Regions from separate parts of the Homo sapiens genome. Here region 2 is linked to region 1. Evidence: read pairs that join two places in POLR2A ChIA-PET (ENCODE). Cell type or tissue: HepG2. All regions are shown on one strand. Each heading gives the region's core, and the rest is flanking DNA. Links, peaks and the distances in the headings are about the cores only. Region 1 overlaps CRACDL (CRACD like). Region 2 overlaps MGAT4A (alpha-1,3-mannosyl-glycoprotein 4-beta-N-acetylglucosaminyltransferase A).

Region 1 (10,951 bases), core at 1,678-9,677:
CAGGCACACCACCATGCCTAGCTAATTTTTTTGTATTTTTAGGAGAGACAGGGTTTCACCATGTTGGCCAGGATGGTCTCTATCTCCTGACCTCGTGATCCGCCCACCTCAGCCTCCCAAAGTGCTGGGATTGCAGGCATGAGCCACCATGCCCGGCCAGAATAATTTTCAAATACAAAAAAAAAGGGATAGTGGCCTCCTGCCCACCCCTTTCTGAACCTCTTTAATCCCACTCCCCAGGGGGAACCGCACCACCAGATTCATCGTGTTTCCCTTGAACACTGCAGTCATAACCACAACAAGATGGGCATGCATATCTAGGCACGTGGATCCTTTTATTTTAATCACAAAAATGCTGTACATCTTGGCTTGCACTTTCACTCCACAGTAAAGCATGGGCATCTTTTTTTTTTTTTTATATCAGAGTGAACTGCCTCGCGTCTTTCTTTTTAAGGGTTACACTGTATGTGTTCTGTGTTTTATTTAACTGTTCCCCTCCTGAGGGGCATTCCGCTTGTTTGAGCTTTTCTCCCTCTTGCTGACAGTGCTGCAGTAATCATTCTTGTCCATTTTAATCCCTATGTATTTACACGGTTGTTTCTCTATGATAGATTCCTAAAAGTGGATTTTCAGGTTCTCAGATCATGTGCACTTTTAATAGACAACTTTAAATTACCCTCCATAAAGGTTGTGCTGGTTTACACTTCTTCCAGCAGAATAGAGACTATTTCTCCACCCCCTCATCAACACTAAGTGTCGTCAGTGTTTTTTTTCCTCCAGTCTGATGGATGAAAAATGCCAGTTGTGATGTTCACCTTGGTCAGCAAGTTCTGGTCATCCTAATGTGCAGCGTCTTTATCCTCCCACGTCCCCATGCCAGCCTCATCTTTAACCTGACACCTACAGTACCTCCTCCCTCCAACTCTCTTCTTACCCTTTCTTCCCAGGTCGTGGGTGGAACCATGGAGCTTTCCTCTTTAAAAATTCGCATTGCCTTCCCATTATATTTAGAATAAAATTCAGACTCCTAGAGAAGGCATTTAAGGCTTTTTAGATTCTGGCCAAAACAAACATTTCTGCCTCTCTAAGTTTGTCTGCCATTTCACTCCCTCCAACATCTCCTGCAGCCCCGCCCCTGATACCAGCTCCCTGGCACTCTGTACACACCCCTGCCCATATTGAGCGTACTTCACTCGACCCCTGAACTAGATCCTGAGCCCTTGAGAACTTCCAGGGTTTTTCTTCCTCTGTTGAGCACCCATACCCATGCCCTGGGGTTCCTAGCCTGCAGTGGGTGATCCTTGGACCAGGCTGTGTCTGCATGACCAGGTGCTGGGATGAGGGAGGGAGCAAGGCAGGGGCTGGGTGGTAAGACTGAAGAGTGTGGATCTGTGGGGTTTACTCTGAGGAGCACCTCTTAGGGGCTGTGGGATTCTGAGCAAGTTGAGTCTTGTAAACTCTGAGTCTTAATTTCCTCCTTTATATAATGAGGTTATTTGTAATAACAGCAAATAGGGCAGCAAAGACATTTTAACTGCAAAATGTGATACAGTTTCATAGAGTACAGTCATACTTTCCTAAACATGTACTAAAATATTCTCATCTCAGCTGCACAGAATGCTGTATGAGAATGGGATTCTCCTTGTCCCAGTTTTGGTTAAGGCACCAATGCAGAGATGTAAGATACCAGAGAGCATGTTTGCAGGATCTGTGGAGTCAACAACCACTCACCACCCCCACCCTCAGAATATACGGACGGTGGGGAGGAATAAAGCGGATTTGCAAAACACTTTCTGTGGAGAGCACACTGCAGTCCTGTGAGCCACCAGCGCAGAGGAAACTTCCCTCATGCAGAGTCTGCAAGGGTGGCTTCCATGGGACTTCTTAGAAGCTGAACAGATGTGCCCTGCAGTTGGGAGACATGAAGGACTGCTGCTGGACTCAGACCACCTGTGGGCATGGGGCAGACAGGACCACCACATGACCCACTTGTGCTCCCAGAGCCCCACATGGGGAGCCAGCCAAGAGGACAAGGGGACAATGAGAAGCGGTCACAACCAGAGTCCCAGTGGTGGCTGGGAATCCCCCAGTGTCAGTTTCAAGTGTCTGCCAGGCCCAGGCAGGACAAAACCTTGTAAGGCTCCAAAGAGTCCTGCTGATCTCCCTACTCTCCTTCTTCCCCAGCTCTCAGCCCTCGGGAAAGGAGTCTCCGCCCCAACTCAGACACCCTGCATTCAGGAGTCATAGCCTCACTTCGCCCAGAGGCTACACATTTTAATTACTGAATTAAAACTGATTATAACAAAAGTGACCATGGTGACTGCTGGGACCTGAGAAGGACTGAGAAGGTGCTGGAAGTCTTACAGTTTCTACCTGGGATGGGGGACCATGGGAGACCAGGATCGGGCAGTGCTTTTATGTCTCTAGAACCTGCAGGTGCAGTGCTCTGGTTCCTGCACAGGTGCAGCCCACCTCCCAGGAGCAGATAAGCAGTGCCGCCCATCCCCTGCAGCTGCACTGGTGCCATTTCAGAGGGCTGGCTTCAGTACTTTCTCCACGGCAGCCATTAACCTTATGTGGGGGGCGCTGAGACCCTCTGTGCACTCACCCCAGGGCTCAGGAGAGAAATAGGTTTGAAGAAGAGAAGACAGTATCTTTATGACAAGTAGGAAGTGTCCCAGGCCCCTCTGAGCAGGGCCAAGGGTATGGCAGGAGGTGAGGTCTGAGGTGGCAACAGTGTGGACCCATAGCATGGGCAGCCCTGGGGGTAGATGTCCTGGGGACCAGGGGCACTGGCTGGTTAAAAGAAGCATCTACCAGAGCCTGGGGGCAGGGGGCAGATGTCAGCCCAGTTCTCAAGAACTGGGTCATCTGGTCAGCTGGGCACTGTTGTCCCCAGAAAGGGGACAACATACTGTGAGCTCTCTCTTCAGGGTTTCTTTGGGCAGAAGCTCAGAGCAGCATCAAGATCAGTGGTTGGCAAAGCTGGCTGCAACTTGCGGTCACCTGGGAGTCCACCCCCACAGATTTGGTGGACCTGCCCAGGATGAATCCCAGACTGTGAGAGTGTTAAAGGCTGCCCAGGTGGTTCTAATGTGTGGCCAATGTTGAGATACTGGGCTCTAGGACAGCGGCGCTTCTCAAACTTAGGAGTGCTTATGAATCTGCTTAAGGTGATGCTTCCCACCCAGTACGTCTGGAATAATGGCAGCAGTGCTGGTCCGTGGACGACACTTGGAGTGGTGAGGCTCCAGGTCTGCGCTCTCTAACACAGAGCCAGTAGCTGCACGTGGCTGTTTAAATGTAAATGTAAGCGAAATTAAAATGCAGTTCCTCAGTCACAGCAGCCACATTTCAAGAGCTCAGGAGCCACGTATGACTGGTTGACAGCACAGAGGGCATTTCCATCATTATACAAAGTTTTACTGGGCAGCACTGTTTCAGGGCTGTCACTAGCAAATAGCATCTTGCTGAGACTCTGTAAGGGTTGTGCTCTTCCCAAAAATGGCTTGGGTGTCAAGGCACCATAATACTTCACCTTTCTGCCTGTATGCCTGCCCCCCTCTATCAGCTTCTTGAAGTCAGGGTCTGCAGCAGATTTACCCTCTCAGTAAATGGGTAAATAATAACAACAATAGCTAACATATAGTGAGCACTTACTAAGTGCCAAGTATTAACGTTAAATGCTTTATGCGTTAATTTTCAACAACAATTCTATTTAGTAAATAAGAAAAGAAACTTAGGTTAAAGAACTTGCACAAAGGCATGTAGCTAGTAAACTGTGGAGGAGAGGTGGAGGCCACATAGACTCACTGCAGCCCACGCTCCACAGTGTCATGCTGCACTGCAGTTCTCAGCTGGGGCAGGCATGGGCCCCAGCAGACATTGGCAGTGCCTGGAGACATATTTGATTGACACCGCTGTGGTAGGGTGGGGAAGGGAGGTATACCAGCATCTAGCAGGTAGAGACGCTGAGCATCCTACAGTGCACAGGACAGCTCCCCACAACAAAGACCTATCCAGCCCAAAATGTCAGCAGTGCCAAGGCTGAGTAACTGTTGTTTGCCACTCAATGAATAAGTTAAAATGGGGAGGAAGTGGTTTTATAGGACAGTCATGAGGTCATACCTCTTAGTAAGAGATGGTATGTGATGTAGTGAATGAAAATTAGAGATCAAGAGGTCTGTGTTCAAATCCCAGCTTTGTTACATATTGGCCAAGGACCCTGGACAAGTCACTTTGTTCCATAAGACTCTGTGGTCCCATATCCAAAATGGGGATTGAAAATATCCTTACGTTGCAAGGAGGGCTGTGAGGGTCATTATGAATATGATACTGCTCTGAAGACAAAGATGGAATAAACCTTAGCTGTGAACATTTCTTTGGTCGGGAGAAACTTCCCTACCTGACTAGTGCTGAGTGAAGGAGGGCCCAGATGTAATAGAGAAAGGGAAATCTGAGCTCCAAGGACAATAGCTGCCCCTGGAATGGATTACTTACTCTTCTGTTGGCCACCCTAGACAGTTCTTGTAGAATTCCAGCAGTTCCTGGAGATCTGAGATGGGGAGACAAGGAATCTAAGGTGAGGTGTTTGTGTACATTTCAAAGTGTAAGTAGAATAATTTTTCACCTTTTTCTCAATCGTGCTCTAGCTCAAAGTTATTTTTAAATAACAGTGCCTTTCCCTCCCCATATCCTTGTGAGGTCACAGTTATATCAGCTGGTTGGGAGCGGAGACCAGCTGTCTCTGTGGAGGTAGAGTGGTCATTGCCTCCTGCCGAGAGGCTAGCTTTAATTGCACAGGCAGCGGCAGTTTAGCAAGTGTGCTTTCAGTCCAGCTCCTCCACTGACAACTCTGTGCCGTTGAGCCCGGCCCTGGCTCCCCGGGATCTCCACTATGAGATGTGGAGGTTGGACCAGGCCACCCTGGGATGTCTGCCAACCTTGACATGCCAAGTGCTGGGCAGCTGTCCCAGAAGTCAGGAAAAGAGCCTGGTAAGGCATCTGCCCCTTGGGGTGCCCCCAATACACATGGCTGGCCAGATTCCTGGCCTCACTCCACACACCCAAACACAGATGTGACTCAACGATTGTTTTTTCTTTATGAATGCCTTCTCACAGATGTTACCTGTGAGCAATAGATCCCCAAAGCAGGTATAGTTGGGGCCCTGACAACAACCAAAGCAGACCCCAGGGCCCCATTTGGGAAAAACTCACATCAGTTTCTACTATGGGGACCTGAGCAAACTCCTGCCCTGGGACAAGGACTGACACTCACCCCACCCCATGATGGATATACTACCATATGAGGCCCTCGTAAATAAATGCTGCCACTGGGAGACTCTCTGTCTCCCTCAGCCTTTTCACCGGGGAAGACGGCCCCTCTGGGCCCTCACTCCCTCGCCTTTTAATGATAGAAGCGTGCTACCAGGGCTGTTAAAGCAGCAGTGGCTTTTGTCTTTCTGCCATGTGGAGTTGAAGCTTGTGTGAAAAGAGATATGTGGCCCAGCGGGAGGCGGGTTTCTGAGCATCAGTTGGGAAATTCAAACCACAGAAAGCCTGGCCTGGGAAAGCAGGAGAGCCGGCTGAGGAGCCCTTGGCAGTGCCTCCTGACCTGGGAGTCAGGTAAGGGATGAGGGCAGTTTGGCCCTGGCAGCCCCATGCTGGTGGCTGGGAAAGAAGCTTCCAGAAACAGTGTCCTTCTGTTTGCCCCTAGGCTGCAAAGTGAGTCTGTGTGGAGTCAGATCCTCTGCACTCGCTGAGTTGTGCAATTCCACTTAGGAGAGGAAGTGGAGCAAGAGGAGGGGAGGCTCTGGAGGGTGGAGGAGGAGGGAGATTGTGTGGATGAGGGGAGGCAGTGGTTAGAAAAGGCAAAGGGGGTGAGGCCCTACGGAGGGTGCACTTGAAGCTGTGGGGTAGTGAAGCGGTGGAAAGGGTCTGCTGGTGAGGGCATCCGGGGCACCTTGCTTAATTGCAGTGTGGAAACAGCTCTGGGTGCAAACTTGCCTCATTTCTCTATGTGCACAGGGAGCTAGGCTCTTCTTCCTGGTCACTCTCAAGCACCTAGTGACTCCTGTCTTAGGGGGGGTTTTGTTATTTGTGTGCTTTTACTTCTAATTGAAGAATAATATGCATACAGAGAAATGCACAGATCCTATGTGTGTAGCTCAGTGCATTTCCAGACTGAATACACCAGACCAAGAAACAGAATGAGACCAGCACCCCAGAGGCCCTGCCGTGTCCCCTTTCAGCAGGCTCTGGAACTCATTCCTGATTGTGGACCATGGTGGCTGTCAGAAGATCCTCTGGTCCTGATGGCTTTTGCAGGAGAGCCTGTCTCCATGCACTGGAGAGAAAGATTCAAAAAAATCATTCCTGTCTAGACTCAGCACCTTCCCCAGGGCCTGGCACCTAGTGGGCACCCACCAGGTCCAGTCCGTTCTCATTGTCTAAGGAAGTTATGCTCTGAGAAGTCACTGCAAGCTAACTTAGCAAGTACTGAGCCACTGCTCCTGGAGGAAATGCAAGGTTAGCTTCCTGTGTGTCTCCTGCCACAGCATCAATAGATCAACACATAACCTTGTTTTAGGTGTAATTCTGTTTAAAGATGCTTTATTTAGTATATATTGTTGACGCATTGACACCGAACACACAGCCAACGGCACTGTAACTCAGGCCTGAATGAAGCTTATCTGAAACACACATTATCTCCATCGGGCACATCACAGCCTCCTTGGGCTTAGGAACATTAGACAGCACATCAGCACTCCACTTGGCAGCCTAACCAGCAGAATCACCAAGAAAACCTAGTGCCCCAAAATGTGGCACTGAGTAGACTACAAAAAAGATACTGTATACGGTGTAAGAGCTAAAACAATAAGGCGGCGCATCACTGCTTGACCTCAGCTGGGAACTTGCACATTGGGAAACTCAAATGTTTTGCTGCCCTGCACGTGTTTGCAAATGACCATGCCAACACCATGCATATTGATTTTGGGATTACAAATGTATTTTAGCGAGTAGGCGAATTCTCAAATATGGAGTCAGCTCACAGCGATGATTGACTCTATTTGTTGAATGAGGAGAGGAAGGAATGGCGGTAAGCTTAATTTAAGGTGGAACTGGGACACAGCACCGTCTCCTGTCATTAGCAGTGGGGGCCTGCCCTGAAAAGCTCTTGCTCAGTCTCAAAATGCTCAGCATGGTTTTGAGAAGAAGACTTGGTTGAGCATTACCACCCTGAGTTCCACAGTGAGATCACACAGCCTGGCTCTGGGACAGATCTGATGACGAGCGACTGTAGACGTTGCCAGCATGTATTGATCAGGAGCAGCCTGTGAGTCAAGACTGACAACAGATCAATAAATGGCTTTTAAAAAGCAAAACCCCTCAAGCTGTTTATCTAGGAAGCCTGACAAACCCTGCCGCAGTGGTGTGGCCCCATGTGTCCCCAGGGCCTGGGGCCCACCTCTGCCCCAGAAGTCCTCTTAGTGTCTGTAGACAGGTCCCATTTCCACCAGGTCAACCAGGGCTGTGGCAGTGGACCTGGATGGCAGGCAGAGCAGAGGACCGCTGTTCTATTTGTTGAAGCAACGAGGCACAGTGACTGTTCTAGCACAGCTGGCTGTGAGAAATGGCGATGATGGATCCACTTTAGATCCGAAGTCTTAGCAAACTCAGGCCTCTTTTCCACAGAGAATGTTGTGAAGACCTGGGAATGAGCTGTTGATGTGCATTTTTAGGATGACAGCATAATGGAGAAAATTGGAAGTAGCATATGCCAAAGTATGAAGTGTTCACACAGCTCCCTTGGGTTGTTGATTTATGGGAAGCTTTTTTCTCCTTTATACTTTTATCTACTTTCTAAATCTGTACAATATGCTTGTGTACTTCTATGAACAAGAAAGAAATGTTATGAAAAGAAAAAGTTTCTTAAAAATTGCTGCATCAGGCCGGGTGCAGTGGCTCCCACCCATAATCCCAGCACTTTGGGAGGCAGAGGTGAGAAGATCATTGGAGACCAGCCTGGGTGACATAGCGAGACCCCATCTCTACAAAAATTAATTTAGAAAAAAATTAGCTAGTCATGGCCGGGCACAGTGGCTCATGCCTGTAATCCCAGCACTTTGGGAGGCTGAGGCGGGTGGATCACGAGGTCAAGAGATCGAGACCATCCTGGCTAACATGGTGAAACCCCGTCTCTACTAAAAAATACAAAAAATTAGCTGAGCGTGGTGGTGCATGCCTGTAGTCCCAGCTACTCGGGAGGCTGAGGCAAGGGAATCCCTTGAACCCAGGAGGCGGAGCTTGCAGTGAGCCTAGATTGCGCCACTGCACTCCAGCCTGGGCAACAGAGCGAGACTCCATCTCAAAAAAAAAAAAAAAAAAAGCCAGGCATGTGGCTCACACCCATAATTCCAGCTACTCAGGAGGCTGAAAAAGTTGCTACTTCAGAAAGGACACCATGTACCAAATTTTTCAGAGGCCTGGAAATCTTGTTGCCTTACCTTAAGGCAGAGCCTGTGCTTTATATCCTCAGCCAAAAGGCAAGCAACCTGGGAATTTACATTGTACGACAACTCGTTGCCTCTCAGGAGACTGTGCTTGACAGCCCTCAGCTTCCAGACTTAACAGCTGCATCCCTAGTGTCATACGGGGTGTGGCCCACCATTGGGGTCCCACCCTGGGCCCCTCAACTCGTCATAGCAGAAGTCCTTCTGAAAGAAAAAAACAATACCTTAAGGCTGAATTTTAATAGGCACTAAAAGAACTAACCATCACCTATCAGAAAGTCAAAATGAAGTGATGAGACGAATCTGTCCCACGTAGGCGTAGTTGAACACCTCTAGAAATGGTTTAACATTGAGGATTTTTGAAAGGGTTCATTTTAGATCTTCCCGAATACAAATAGCTCAGTAATAATGCCAAATGTGGGTCTGAAAACTTTGTCATCCTCTCCTACAGGAGAGTTCTGTGTGGAGGTATTTTAAGAGTGATTCCTGGGAATGCAGATGAAAACGGCTCTCATCTCGGGCAGTGTGTCCTGCATCCGGGATGGCCAGGCTCGCTGTAACACACAGCGTGTGCATGGAGGAGAGAGCGCCGCCGTGGATAGCGGGACTGCGGTGCACACTGGTGTGGCTTGGGCCAGGCTCCTCCATGATGCAGCGCCAGCAGGGCAGCCCCGATCAGACCCGCTGGCTCTCACACACTGTGGCAGACGTGACCAGGATGAGGCGCCTGCCCTTACAGGGCTTGCAGGCAGACTGGCACACACAGCATTGAGATGGTCTGCTGGAACCCGTGGACGATGTTCTCAGGGAGCCAAGAGTCAGCCTGGCTGCCTGACCCTGCAAGAGGCTGGGGTGCAACCCATTGCTTGCTGTGGTTTTCTTATCACAACAGCCACGAGGGCTCGTTGTCATGGCAGAATGGCTCTCTGGTCTCCATCAAGCTCCAGGGTAAGGTTTGACCAAAATTCTCCACCCCTCCTCCAGCAGGAACAATAACAACACTAGCAACAAGCACATAACAACAGCAGCAATTGTGGCAGCAACTAACACCACTAAGGGCTTTCCCTGGATTCTCTCACAGAATCTTCACAACCACGCTGGGAAGTGTAGACAGTGGATATTTCACCTGATCTTCACCAACCACGCTGAGAGGTATAGACAGTGGATATTTCACCCAATCTTCACAATCACACCAAGAGGGACAGTGGATATTTCACTTATCTTCAAAACCACACTGAGAGATATAGACAGTGGATATTTCACTTCACAACCACACTGGGAGGCATAGGTCGTGGATTATGTCATGGAATCTTCACACCACACTAGCAAGTGTCTACACCTGCTACAAGCATACAGTTCAGAGAGGCCTCCTAGGCCCCTGCCACAGAGCAGAGTGGCTCATCACACAGCTGCTCTGCCTGTGCTCACTGGGGACAAAGGCACAGCTTCTTTGAGGCTCAGCACTGTGGAAGGTGATGCTCAGCCCATCACCCCTTTCTCAGCTTATCTGCTGAGAGGCTCCAGGTGGAATCTCAGGCATCTGTGAACTACATTATGGAGCTGGAGTGGGTTCTCTCTCTTTTTCCTGGTGTCTAGACCCCCATTTGCCATTCCTGCACTCCTCTGCCAATGAGGGTGGCCCTGGACAGTCCCTGTAACAGGGCCTAGAGATTACAAGGGCCCTCTTGCATTCCTGACAAGGAAAAAGGTGAGAAAGAAGAGAATACAGAATAAAAGGAAAGACCAGCAGTTGCAGGGAAAGAGGCAGGAACCAAAAAGGAGAGAAATGGTGGTGTGGTCATAAGCTGGCCCAGTGCTTGGCGATGCTGCTATTGCAGGTTACCTTATCCCACAGCAGCATGGCCTGGCCCAGCCAGGGCACCCACCCACTCCCGTGGGTCTGCATGTGAACACAGACACACGCTTAAAACACACACACAGTACAGCTGGAAACATTCCTACCCCACAGACAGGCAGCAGCAGGTGACCCTTCTGTGTTTGGGATGGAATTCTGCCAGCATGCTCCTGATGTAAGGAAAGGAAAATTTACCTCTTGCCAAGCTCAGCATTTAGAAGTGTATCTGGTACATAGTCTGTGGTGTGTGTTTGTTCGGTAGATAAGAAATGCTTATGACCAAAGGCATACTTCAGTTGGGTAGATGGTCAGCTAGCAAACATGTCTAGTACCAAACATAGTGAGGCAAGTGTCTCGAGAGGTTACAGAGGACTTAGGAGAGAGACTGACCAGAACAGACTTCATGGAGGAGGTAGTGTCTAGGGACCCTGGTGAACCAGCGGGGAGGATTCTAGAACAAGATATCCAAGCCCTTGTCACCTCTCTTGAGCTGTGGCCACAGCCTCCCTCCTAGCTTCCCAGCCTCTCGTCCCTCTACAGTCAGACTGATTCTCCACACAACCTTCAGAGTGAGCCCATGGTT
Region 2 (10,951 bases), core at 1,548-9,547, 100 kb after region 1:
TCTTTGTATACTTTTTACAAAACTGTATCTTCTTAGCTAGTATTTAATTATATTCTCACCCTATTGTTTATGTTGCATTTCTTTTTAAGTGCACAGTTTCAATTTAAGAAAGCTGGCAAAAAACTAGTTTAACCTGATGGTTAAACAACCAGTTTAACTGTTGTTTTTAGGTTGAAAAATCAGTTCATGCTGCCATTAGTTAAAGGATACTTGAATCATGCAAAAATCTGTTGTTTACTCCAGCAACGTTCCCTTTAAATGGAAGCATCTACATTACTGGTTGCTGGTATTTCTGGAAGAGGCACGTGTTAACTGGAGTGAGGCAGTGGATCTTTGTTTTGTTACTAAGTGTAACTGCTGAAGTGTCTTCCTAGCAAAATATATGCCAAAGTTTACGGCAGGTATAACTTTTTTTTTCTAGAAATAATTACACATAATGTTAGACTTTAGGATTTCAGGTTTATTGTTTTGATGCAGAGGAGGGTACTTATAAATCTCATGGCTTTTCATTAAAATAAAACACATTATCAGCGAGTATATCTAATTAGTAAATCTCATTAATCTTATAATATTTTCCTTTTATCACGGACCTGAAAAGCAGCTTGTTGTCAGCTGTGCTCACTGGCGGGGTGCGGTGGCTCACGCCTGTAATCCCAGCACTTTGGGAGGCCAAGGTGGGAGGATCCCATAAGACCAGGAGTTCGAGACCAGCCTGGGCAACATAGTGAGACCCATCTCTTAAAAAAAAAAAACTGAGCTCACTAAAATACCCCTAACATTGACTGCATCATAGGGGAGGATGTCGTAGGCTTAACTTATATATTTTGGTCTATTACAGTTGATTAAAGTAAACTTGAGGCAACTGGCAACAAATTTATAAATAGCCAGAAAATGTAGATTCACAGTGTGGAACTTAAGTTACTTTGAAACCATTTTCTAAAAGCGAGTCCTGTTGAGGGTTAGGTATGTTGTGGAATGGTGGAATTCAAACAGATGTCTCACTGTTTGGATTAAGTCATAGAGAAGATCCAGAAAGGACTCCGGAGATTACACATGAGCAGCCTTGCTCTGGAATGGTAGGATTTGGTCCCTTCTCAGAAGGGACAGGCAGGGTGGTTGTGGAAGTGATTGACCTCTCCAGATGCTGTTCATGGTTTTCTTTTCCTGAGGAATAATGGCTGTGCTATCACTGGGGAGACGCTAGAGTCTGGAGACCTTGGTTCTCTTGTAGCTTGCTCTTTCATCTTGGGAGGGTCATTTTAGCTCTCATGAGACTGGTATGATTTTTTTCTCCCCTCTCATTCCGCTGTTGATTGTAGAGGAGCTGTAACATCGGGAGAAGTGCTAGGAGGTAAAATAAAGGCAGATACCATTATGATTGTTATTAAAGGACGAGAAAGTGGCTATTGCAGATGGCAGAGCTTGACATTTGGGGACAGATATTCATTGGGTGTTTTGTGAGCATGAGCACTTATAAAAAGAAGCAGTGATTGCTAGCAGCCAGCAAAAATAAACTAGGCTAGAGTTTAAACAATGAGCTTCTTAAGGAGGCAGAGGCCATGCCTGCATGCCACCCTACCCCATTTAAATTTTAAAAAATTATACAGAAAAGTATACTAAATGATACAGAAACACCTATATTCCTATTACTCAGATTTTTCATTTTTTAAAAAAATGGAGACAGGGTCTCTCTCTGTCACCCAGGCTGGAGTGCAATGACGTGATCTCAGCTCACTGTACCTCTGCCTCCCAGGTTCAAGTGATTCACGTGCCTCAGCCTTCCAAGCAGCTGGGACTACAGGCACCCGCCACCACACCCAGCTAATTTTGTATTTTTAGTAGAGATGGAGTTTTACCATGTTGGCCAGGATGGTCTCAAACTTCTGAGCTCAAGTGTTCTGCCTGCCTTGGCCTCCCAAAGTGCTGGGATAACAGGCATAAGCCACCGTGCCCAGCCCAGATTTTTCATATTTACTTCTAGTCTTTTTTTTTTTTTTTCATTTTTAATGAAGAAAGCATGGCAGATCTCCCTAAAGTCTCCCAGCCAGTTTCCATCTCTGCTGCCCTGCCTAGACTGAGGCAGACCACATCATGTTGTGTACTCCTGTAATGCATTTTTATATGTTGATTTATGGATGTGAATATTCACTTTTTATGTATGTATATATGTACATATATAATTTTATGTATCTAAAAAATTTACACAGATAGCAGTATGCCATGTATATTCTACAGCTTTTTTTTTTTTTTAAATTCACATCAGGCCGGGCACAGTGGCTCAATGCCTATAATCCCAGCACTTTGGGAGGCCGACGCGGGTGGATCATGAGGTCAGGAGATCGAGACCATCCTGGCCAACATGGTGAAACCCCGTCTCTACTAAAAATACAAAAATTAGCTGGGCATGGTGGTGGGCGCCTATAGTCCCTGCTACTTGGGATGCTGAGGTAGCAGAATCACTTGAATCTGGAGGCGGAGGTTGCAGTGAGCTGAGATCATAAAAATAAAAATAAAAATAAAACTCACATCATTTTGATACTTCTGCGGAGGGACACACCTCGGTGGCCCCTCCTCTACCATTTTTGCTGATGTCACTCTGAAGCCACTTTTTACACCATTCCGTTCTCTAGTTCCTAGCAAGATTCTGGTCCAAATTCATCCAAACTGGCTATTGTCTAGAATTTTCATTCTTCTTCACTCAAAAGCTTAACTTTTAGGGTTTAGGTCATGACATAAAAGAGTAGAAATAGCTTTTTTGTCCCTACATACATGGTGGATAGCATTTAGGGCACAATATCAAAACCTCTGTGTTACTATTTTTATCAATCGGTTCAGCGTCTGCATTGGTTTTCTCATTTTCAGTGTTTGGGCACACTGAGCTGTGTTCAATAATGGGAATTTTATTGTTAGTTGATTTTCTTTTTTTTTTTTTTTTTTTTTTTGAGACGGAGTCTCGCTCTGTCGCCCAGGTCGGACTGCGGACTGCAGTGGCGCAATCTCGGCTCACTGCAAGCTCCGCTTCCCGGGTTCACGCCATTCTCCTGCCTCAGCCCCCGAGTAGCTGGGACTACAGGCGCCCGCCACCGCGCCCGGCTAATTTTTTGTATTTTTAGTAGAGACGGGGTTTCACCTTGTTAGCCAGGATGGTCTCGATCTCCTGACCTCATGATCCACCTGCCTCGGCCTCCCAAAGTGCTGGGATTACAGGCGTGAGCCACCGCGCCCGGCCTGTTAGTTGATTTTCATTAAGTTCGGACTACTCCACAATCACCTAATCAATTGTTCCACTATAGATACTTTTAAAATGGACAATATTAATTTCCTCTGTAGCTAGGGTGATCATATGATTTACTGTCCAGAGCAGGGCACTTGAGAGTAAAGGGAGTACTGTTGACAGTCATGCTGGGGTAACAGTTGTAAATTGGAACCGTCCTAGGCAAAGATAGCATGCAGTCACCCTGTTCATGAAGTGAGAGGCGGTGGTAGAGAATGACTGGCCATGATCAGGTGGAACAAGGAACCTGAATGCTGCTGCTGAACTCGTTTAGGCATGCTGGTGAATGAAGCTCCCTGCGATCTAGAACCATCATTTAAGATCATTATGACCTCTGTACCTGACAGAGTCCACGATCCAATGAATTAATCACACCTGTGAAACCTGCACAGCATTGCAATCCGTGCTTAAAATGGGGAGAGGGCAAGCATTTCCGGAGGTGGTGGCAGGCATTTGCTGGGGCAGTAATGAAAGGTAATCTTTCAGTGTGCTGATTAAGATCTAGAAGCTCAATAAACCCTCTTCTCAGGGGAGCTTCTTGGAATCAAGGTAAGTAACTTGGGTTTCCTTATCGGAAAGCTAGGGTTAATGATAAGGTAGAAATGCAGCACTCCAGATGTCCTCCTGTCACCTGCCTTAAGGGATGTTTGTTCCCAATGTCAGTTGCGCCTCTGGTGTACTCTCCAGAAGCATGTTTGCTCAGCTGTGGAGGAGTAATTGAACATTGACCTTATTGGTCTCAGCACATAAACTACTGCAATAACAAATTTGATCTTGAGGGAAATTTGCTAATCCTAGTTACAGGATATTAGTGGTTTATTGGCATAGTACTTTTTTTTTTTTAATTGAGGCAGGATCTGGCTCTGTTGCCCAGGCTATAGTGCAGTGGTGTGATCATGGTTCACTGCAACCTCTGCCTCCTGGGCTCAAGCCATCCTCCCACCTTAGCCTCCCAAGTAGCTGGGACTATACAGGTATGTGCCACCATGCCTGGCTAATTTTTTCTTTTTTAAGACGGGGTCTCACTCTGTCCCAAGCTGGAGGACCGTGGTATGATCACTGCTCACTGCAGCCTCGGGCTCCTGAGCTCAAGCAGTCCTCCCACTTCAGCTTCCCAAGTAGCTGGGACCACAGAGCATGCCACCGCACCCTGCTAAGTTTTGTATTTTTTGGAGGGTAGAGATGGGGCCATGCTATGTTGCCCAGGCTAAATGGCTAATTTTTGTAGTGTTTGTAGATATAGGGTTTTGCCATGTTGCTCAGACTGGTCTCAAACTCCTGAGTTCAAGCAATCCACCTGCCTTGGCCTCCCAAAGTGCTGGGATTACAGATGTAAGCGACTGCTTACATAGAGCTTTTACACTTTTTACATAGGCCGGCATAGTGCTTTTGATCTGAAGTAGCTTTCTTCGTATTGCTGCTTTTTCTCTCTTCAGCTCAGTTATTTATTCATTCACCTAGTGTTTATTGAGCGTGTACTAGGTGGTGATCCACTAGGCACTGGCGATTTCATGGTAAACAAGATAGGTAATGTCCTTGCCATACAGACCCTACTTACAGAGATGTTAAGTTGGAGGATGTTACACAGTCGTAGTTGAGCAACTAGGCAGACTGAGTTATTTCAGAGAGGGATGAATACTGACAACCAAACAAGCTAAGGCGATGACAAGTGACTGAGGTGGGAATGACGGCTGTTTAGATGCGAGTGGTCACAGAATGCCTCTCTGAGGAGGTGACAGTTGAACTGAGACCTAAATAATAAGAAGCCAGAGAGTTGGAGTGAAGAGGGGTCCTGGCAGTATCACAGCAAGTACAAAAGTCCTGAGGCCAGATGAGTGTGGCACATTAGGAGAGTGTAAAAGGAAGCTAGTGTGGCTAAAGCACTGTTAGGGGTAGGGAGTGTTGGGGGTGTGGTGGGAGATAAAGTTGGAAAAGCAAGCAGGGGCCAGGTCACACTGGATATGGAGGCCACAGGGACATCTTTGGATTTTATTCCTCAGTGGGAAGCTTTATGCCGAGGGTGTACCACAGTCTGATTGACATTTTTCAGAGATTCCTCTGCCTTTAAGGAGGTGTTCTTTATCCAGTTGAGGAAGTTCCCCTCTGTTCCTAGTTTGTAGAAAGTCATTACTTTTTCATATATTTTTTTCTACTACTTTTTCTCTATTTCCTTCTGTGAACGCTTGGGGGTATCCTATACTCTGGGGCCTCTCTGTTCAGTCTGTTCAGTTTGTTCAGTTTTCCTCAATCTTTTTTCTCTCTGTTCTTCAGACTCGATAATTTCTATTAATCTAACATCAAGTTCACTGATTCTTCTGTTCTTCTGCCATCTGAAATCTGCTGCTGAGCCTCTCTAGTGAATTTTAATTTTAGTTGCTCTAACAACTAAATTCCATTTTGTTTTATATTTCCTGTCTCTTCGTTTTCTCTATTCATTGAGTCAGTTTCCTCACATGGTCCTTTAGTTCTTTAAACTTGGCTTCATTAGTTCTTTTAACTTATTTATAGTAACTGTTTCGAAGTCTTCATCTGCTAAACCCAGCATCTGGGAATACTCAGAGACCACTTCCACTGACTGCCAGAATTTTATTTTTCCCCCGAGTATGAGTCCTGGTTTCTTTTTCCTTTGCTGTCTTGTGAATTTTTGTTGACCACCATATATTTTAGGTAATATATTGATGCAGTTCTGGATTCTTTACATTTTAACTCAAGTGGATGGTGATTGTTTTATTTGCTATTTGTTTAAGTAACTGGACTGGACTAAATCTCAAGTCTGTCTCTCCGGCTGTATCTGACTCTGGATGTCTCTGTACTTCCGTTTTGATTAGTTCTTATTTTTAAGCCTGGTTTCCTAGAGAGGTTGCCCCTGTGTCTGCATAGCATAGTGTTCAGTAAAGATTGGTCAGTGCTTGTAGTCAAACACCTCGAGCCGGTAGGGCTCCCTTCTCTGCTCAGGACCTGTTGGACTGTGGAGCACACGGTACTGCAAGCTGTTTGCGAGTGCGCCCCAGCTGTACTTTGCCCTGGTCTCCTTTTACAGCTCCTCTGTGTGTGTGCATGCATGGGCTCTAATGACCAGGTGTGCATGGGTGGTGTGGGCCTGCACTGCTGTCTGCTGTGCATGCTCAGAGCCTCCAGTCCACCTGGGATGTGTGAAGAGCTTTATAAGCCCCCTACAGCCATCTCATTTTCAAGGCCTCCCTATTAAGTCTCCAGCTGGTGTGCCAGTCCATTGCTTGTCCCAGATAGAACAGCAGCCTCATGGCAGCAGGCCTCTGGCCCTCCGTGCTGCTTGCCTGCCTCTGGGCTTGCTGCTCTCACTGACAACACTGCAAATCCAATGAGTCCCTGCCAGCAGTGGCAGTGAGTTTGCTAGTTTTCAAGGCCTGCCCCACGCCTGTTAAACTTCTGAATTGACAGAGCTGAGGGCAGGGCAGATGAGGGCAGCTCTTGGCAGGAAAAGTCACAGACTTGTGCTGTTCTCACCTGGAGTCCAGTGGGTTTCATGAATAAACACTTCTCAGTTTGTTGAATGTCTTGCTTGCTTTCCAGAGCACCAACTAGGTTGTTTTTGACTCTTGACCAGCTTTATAGTTGCTTTGTGGGAAGAGGATTTGTGAGCCTTCTCACTCTGTTATGCTAGAAGTTAGACATCCCCTGGGAAGTTCTCGAACGTGCCCCTAGGTAATTCTGATTGGCAGCCAGGGTTAGGCACCAGCACACCTGGGACTCTTTGAGCTGTAAATATACACATACAACATCAGGGCATAAGAAAGTTTTTGCCATATTGACTTTCTAAAAAGAAGAGTCTTGAATGTTTCAGGTGTTATAAATAAGGACCTAATTTTAAAACAGGACCTAACTAGGGTCTAGAATGTAGACCTAGCCTCTGCCAAATTGGTCAGCAGCCTTTCTTGCTGATATGTTAAAGTTTGCCGATTTAGACCTTGCACTTGGCATGGTATTATTTTATTTTATGTTCAGCTTAGTTGGCTAGCATCCATTTCCTGAAACAGACTCCTAATCTAATTTTTCCAGGTTGGAAAGCTTCTTAAGCAGTACATGTGCTGTGCTCAGAGGTTGTCTGGAATCTGTTTGAGGTATTCTTAACTCTGAAAGGATATTATTCATGGCCGACATATGAGAGGGGACTACACTGAGAACATTGGGTTATTACAGAACATTAACTGATTTTTTTGTGCTGCTTCAGAAACATTACTAATCAGGTTTTGGGGATGTGAGTAATTGTCCAGTTCTAGACCCATTGTGCAATGGATACAGTGGATAAAGTTGCACTGGACTCTGAAACCAGTAGTGGACAAGAATAGCATAAAAAAGAGACTAATAGATCAGCCTTACCTAATAGGATGAAATCTTAAATAAAATACCAATGAACTAAATCTTTAGAGCAGTGTTAAACATTTTTGGTATATTTTCTTTCATTTTTTCTGGATTAGTGGTTCTGAGCATGTGATCCAAGGACCTGTGGGGATCTCTAGACCCTTTCAGGAGGTTCATGAAGTGAAGACCATTTTTATAATAGCCTTTTCCACTCTCATAAGAAATAGCAGAAGCAGATGAGAACTCAGCTGTATTCTATTCAGCTGAATTAAAGAGATGTGAGCAAATGTCACTCTTTTCACTAATTTTTTTAAGAAAACAATTATTTTTAATAAAATGCATTATTTATGCTAACATGTAATAGATTGTTTTTTTTTTTTTTTTGAGACAGAGTCTTACTCTTGTTCCCCAGACTGGAGTGTAGTGGCGCGATCTCGGCTCACTGCAACCTCCGCCTCCCGGGTTCAAGCGATTCTCCTGCCTCAGCCTCCTGAGTAGCTGGGATTACAGGTGCCCGCCACCACGGCTGGCTAATTTTTGTACTTTTAGTAGAGATGGGGTTTTGCCATGTTAGCCAGGCTGGTCTCAAACTGCTGACCTCAGGTAATCCACCTCCCTTGGCCTTCCAAAGTGCTGGGATTACACGCATGAGCCACCGCGCCCAGCCAACATGTAATAGACTTTTAAATGAATTTTAAATACATCTTTAAAAAGTTAATTGGTTTTGATTTGCAATATGGTAAATGTTGATTGATATAATTCACATAAACAAAAGGTCTTTGGGGTTGTCTAATTTTGAAGACAGTGTAAAGGGGTTCTGAGACCTACCTTATAGATAGATAGATAGACAGATAATGCAATATATACTAATATAATATAGAGTATATACTAATATGATATCATATATAGTAAATACTCATATGGTATTTATAGTATATATGAATATATTATATATAGTATATATTATATATATAGTCAACTAAAGGAAAAAATCAAGCTTTTAAAGAATTAAAGTTAATTTTACTCAGAAGTCTTGCTAAGGACTATAGCCCGAGGCTGGCAGCCTGGGAGTGGTCCTTTGGAGAGGTCTTGTGAGATGGCCCCTGCACAGTGTTCCAGCCACTGCTTATATGCAGGTAGTGCAGGACCATTCCAGGTAAAATCATATCGCACTTGCTCAGAAAGTTCCATAAAAGCGGAATCATGAGGTTTGGGTATGAGAGGATATCTGGTTATAGCTTGCAGAAGCATACTCACTAACCCCGTCAGATGTTATCTCACGTGCAGAAAAAGGCAAGGACGGGTCACGTATCCTATAAGAAACATCGTGACTCAGGCAAGAGATGTGGTGGGCCATGTGCTCTACCCTATTTTGTCTTCAAAACATTCTTCCAGGGAGCATTTTGTCACATACTCGGGGTTCAAGCGGAAATGGCAAACATGGCTTCCTATGTTTGCTAATTTGTCTCACAGTACTACATATGTGTCTCCCTCAAAAAATGGGATTGGCCTCATACTGTGCATATTGTATAATGTACATTTTTTGCTTAATATCACAAATGTTTCCCATACCATGAATTGTAGTGGGTCCATAATATTCCATTTTACAATTACCATAATTAGCTTAATCTTATAAGTAATGGTATAACAAATTTTATGCATATTATTGATCAATTTTTAAATACATTTTTTTAGTTTAAGAGGATTTGCCTCTTGTTACTTATTGCTTGGCATTCTGTAAGGCAATGGCATTTAGGGGGAAAAAAAAAAGACTAAAATATGATTCCTGCTGTGCAGAAAAGAGTTAACATGGCAAATCTGAGACTGCTAATTATCAGAAAGCCTGGCTTGAAAGGCTGGTCCTCGGCTGGCCTCTGGGAACTTGGCTGATAAACCCTGATAATAACCTTTCCCTATATGAGAAGAGTGGCTCAGTGTGCCTAAACTATTTGTACAAGTTGTGTGGTTATGCTGAACACCTGGTTTCCTTATTGGAGTCTGAAATTTTGGTATGTACTAGGCAGCGGGTGCCTATGTGACCAGCCCGCAGTAATAGCCTTTGACATTGAGTCTCCAATGAGCTTTCGTGGTAGACAACACAACACATTGCACGTGTTGTCAGCACTCGCTACTGTGGGAAGGAAGTGTGTCCTGAGTCACTGCATACCTGGTTTCTTCCAAACTTCTCTCCGTGTGTCTTTTCCCTGTGCTGCAACTCAATGGTGAGTCCTGTGAGTCCTTCAAGTGAATCACTGAACCTGGGGATAGTCTTAGGAACTCCTGACAAACCTGCTGTTAAGGAACTCATAGCTGAGGAGGGAAAAAGAGATAAGTATGTAATTATAGTACAGTTTGTGTTGATATAAAATAGTGTAGTTAACAAGATAAAAAGGAGCTAAAGAGAGGATAGAGGTCAGAGAAAACTTCACAGGAAGACAATGAAAGAGTATTTTGAAGGATGCATGGAATTTTTTCCAGTAAAGAAAGAGAAGGTGGATCTGGTAGGCAGACAGCATGAACGTAGAGCAATGAAACTCATAGTAAGTGGGCTTGGAGCACTCCAAGCAGCTTGGTAATACTGAAGCAAGAAAGATCCTGGGCAACGTGAGGAGATCATGTTGGAGAGTTAAGTAGGTAGTCATTGAAGGGTTTCCATTTAGAAATGTAAGGTACAGAGGATAATGAAGGGGAAAATGAAAAGGCATGGGTAACAGTTTCGTGTTCCTGGTCAGGAGATGAATAAAAGGAGCGTTGATACTGGGATCTGTGTAAAGAAGAGAGGATTAATGAGCATTAATGTAAGCAAATGTGAGGAGATTTCAGAGCATATTTATTTATTTTTAATTAATTTTATTTTTTGAGACGGAGTCTTGCTCTGTTGCCCAGGCTGCAGTGCAGTGATGCAATCTCAGCTCACTGCAACCTCTGCCACCTGGGTTCAAGTGATTTTTTTCTGCCTCAGCCTCCCAAGTAGCTGGGATTACAGGTGCACATCACCACACCTGGCTAATTTCTGTATTTTTAGTAGAGACGGGTTTTCACCGTGTTGGCCAGGCTGGTCTTGAAACTCTTGGCCTCAAATGATCTGCCTCTCTTAGCCTCCCAAAGTGCTGGAATTTTTTTATAGGCATGAGCCACCACACCCAGCCAGCTTATCACTACTTCTGGTTCTTCTGCACTTGAATCATCAAATGCAAATATCAGTTTTTGAAAACTGACAGCTAACAATTTTGAAAAGAGAATGGCCATCTTTTCAGTTGTAAAACATTTTATTAGGTTTATAAACAGCAATTAGAATGATCAAGTCAATGAAAAATTTTTTAACATTCGCTCTCT

What was found. Peaks named below come from ENCODE experiments on the same cell type or tissue, not always from the same donor. Only the 100,000 strongest peaks of a DNase experiment are listed, where the experiment ranks them.
Region 2: POLR2A ChIA-PET joins it to region 1 with 7 read pairs; 6 of 35 experiments call an interaction of 5 or more read pairs at or near these places.

The regions. Positions count from the first base shown.
Region 1 is chr2:98,800,437-98,811,387 of GRCh38, reverse strand. All of the region lies in intron 7 of CRACDL (CRACD like), which reads left to right. Among named protein-coding and RNA genes, the nearest start is that of LINC02611, 34 kb to the right of the region's middle. In HepG2, for the core only: no CTCF peak of the experiment used is centred there; a DNase peak (open chromatin) is centred at 5,757.
Region 2 is chr2:98,697,940-98,708,890 of GRCh38, reverse strand. All of the region lies in intron 2 of MGAT4A (alpha-1,3-mannosyl-glycoprotein 4-beta-N-acetylglucosaminyltransferase A), which reads left to right. LOC124906050 (a long non-coding RNA gene) reads right to left here. Exons shown (of 3, transcript XR_007087149.1): 1 at 9,783-10,951; 2 at 6,761-7,012; 3 at 1,074-1,344. Among named protein-coding and RNA genes, the nearest start is that of MGAT4A, 28 kb to the left of the region's middle. In HepG2, for the core only: a CTCF peak has its summit at 5,476; DNase peaks (open chromatin) are centred at 3,970, 6,330 and 6,590; H3K4me3 peaks cover 1,330 bases.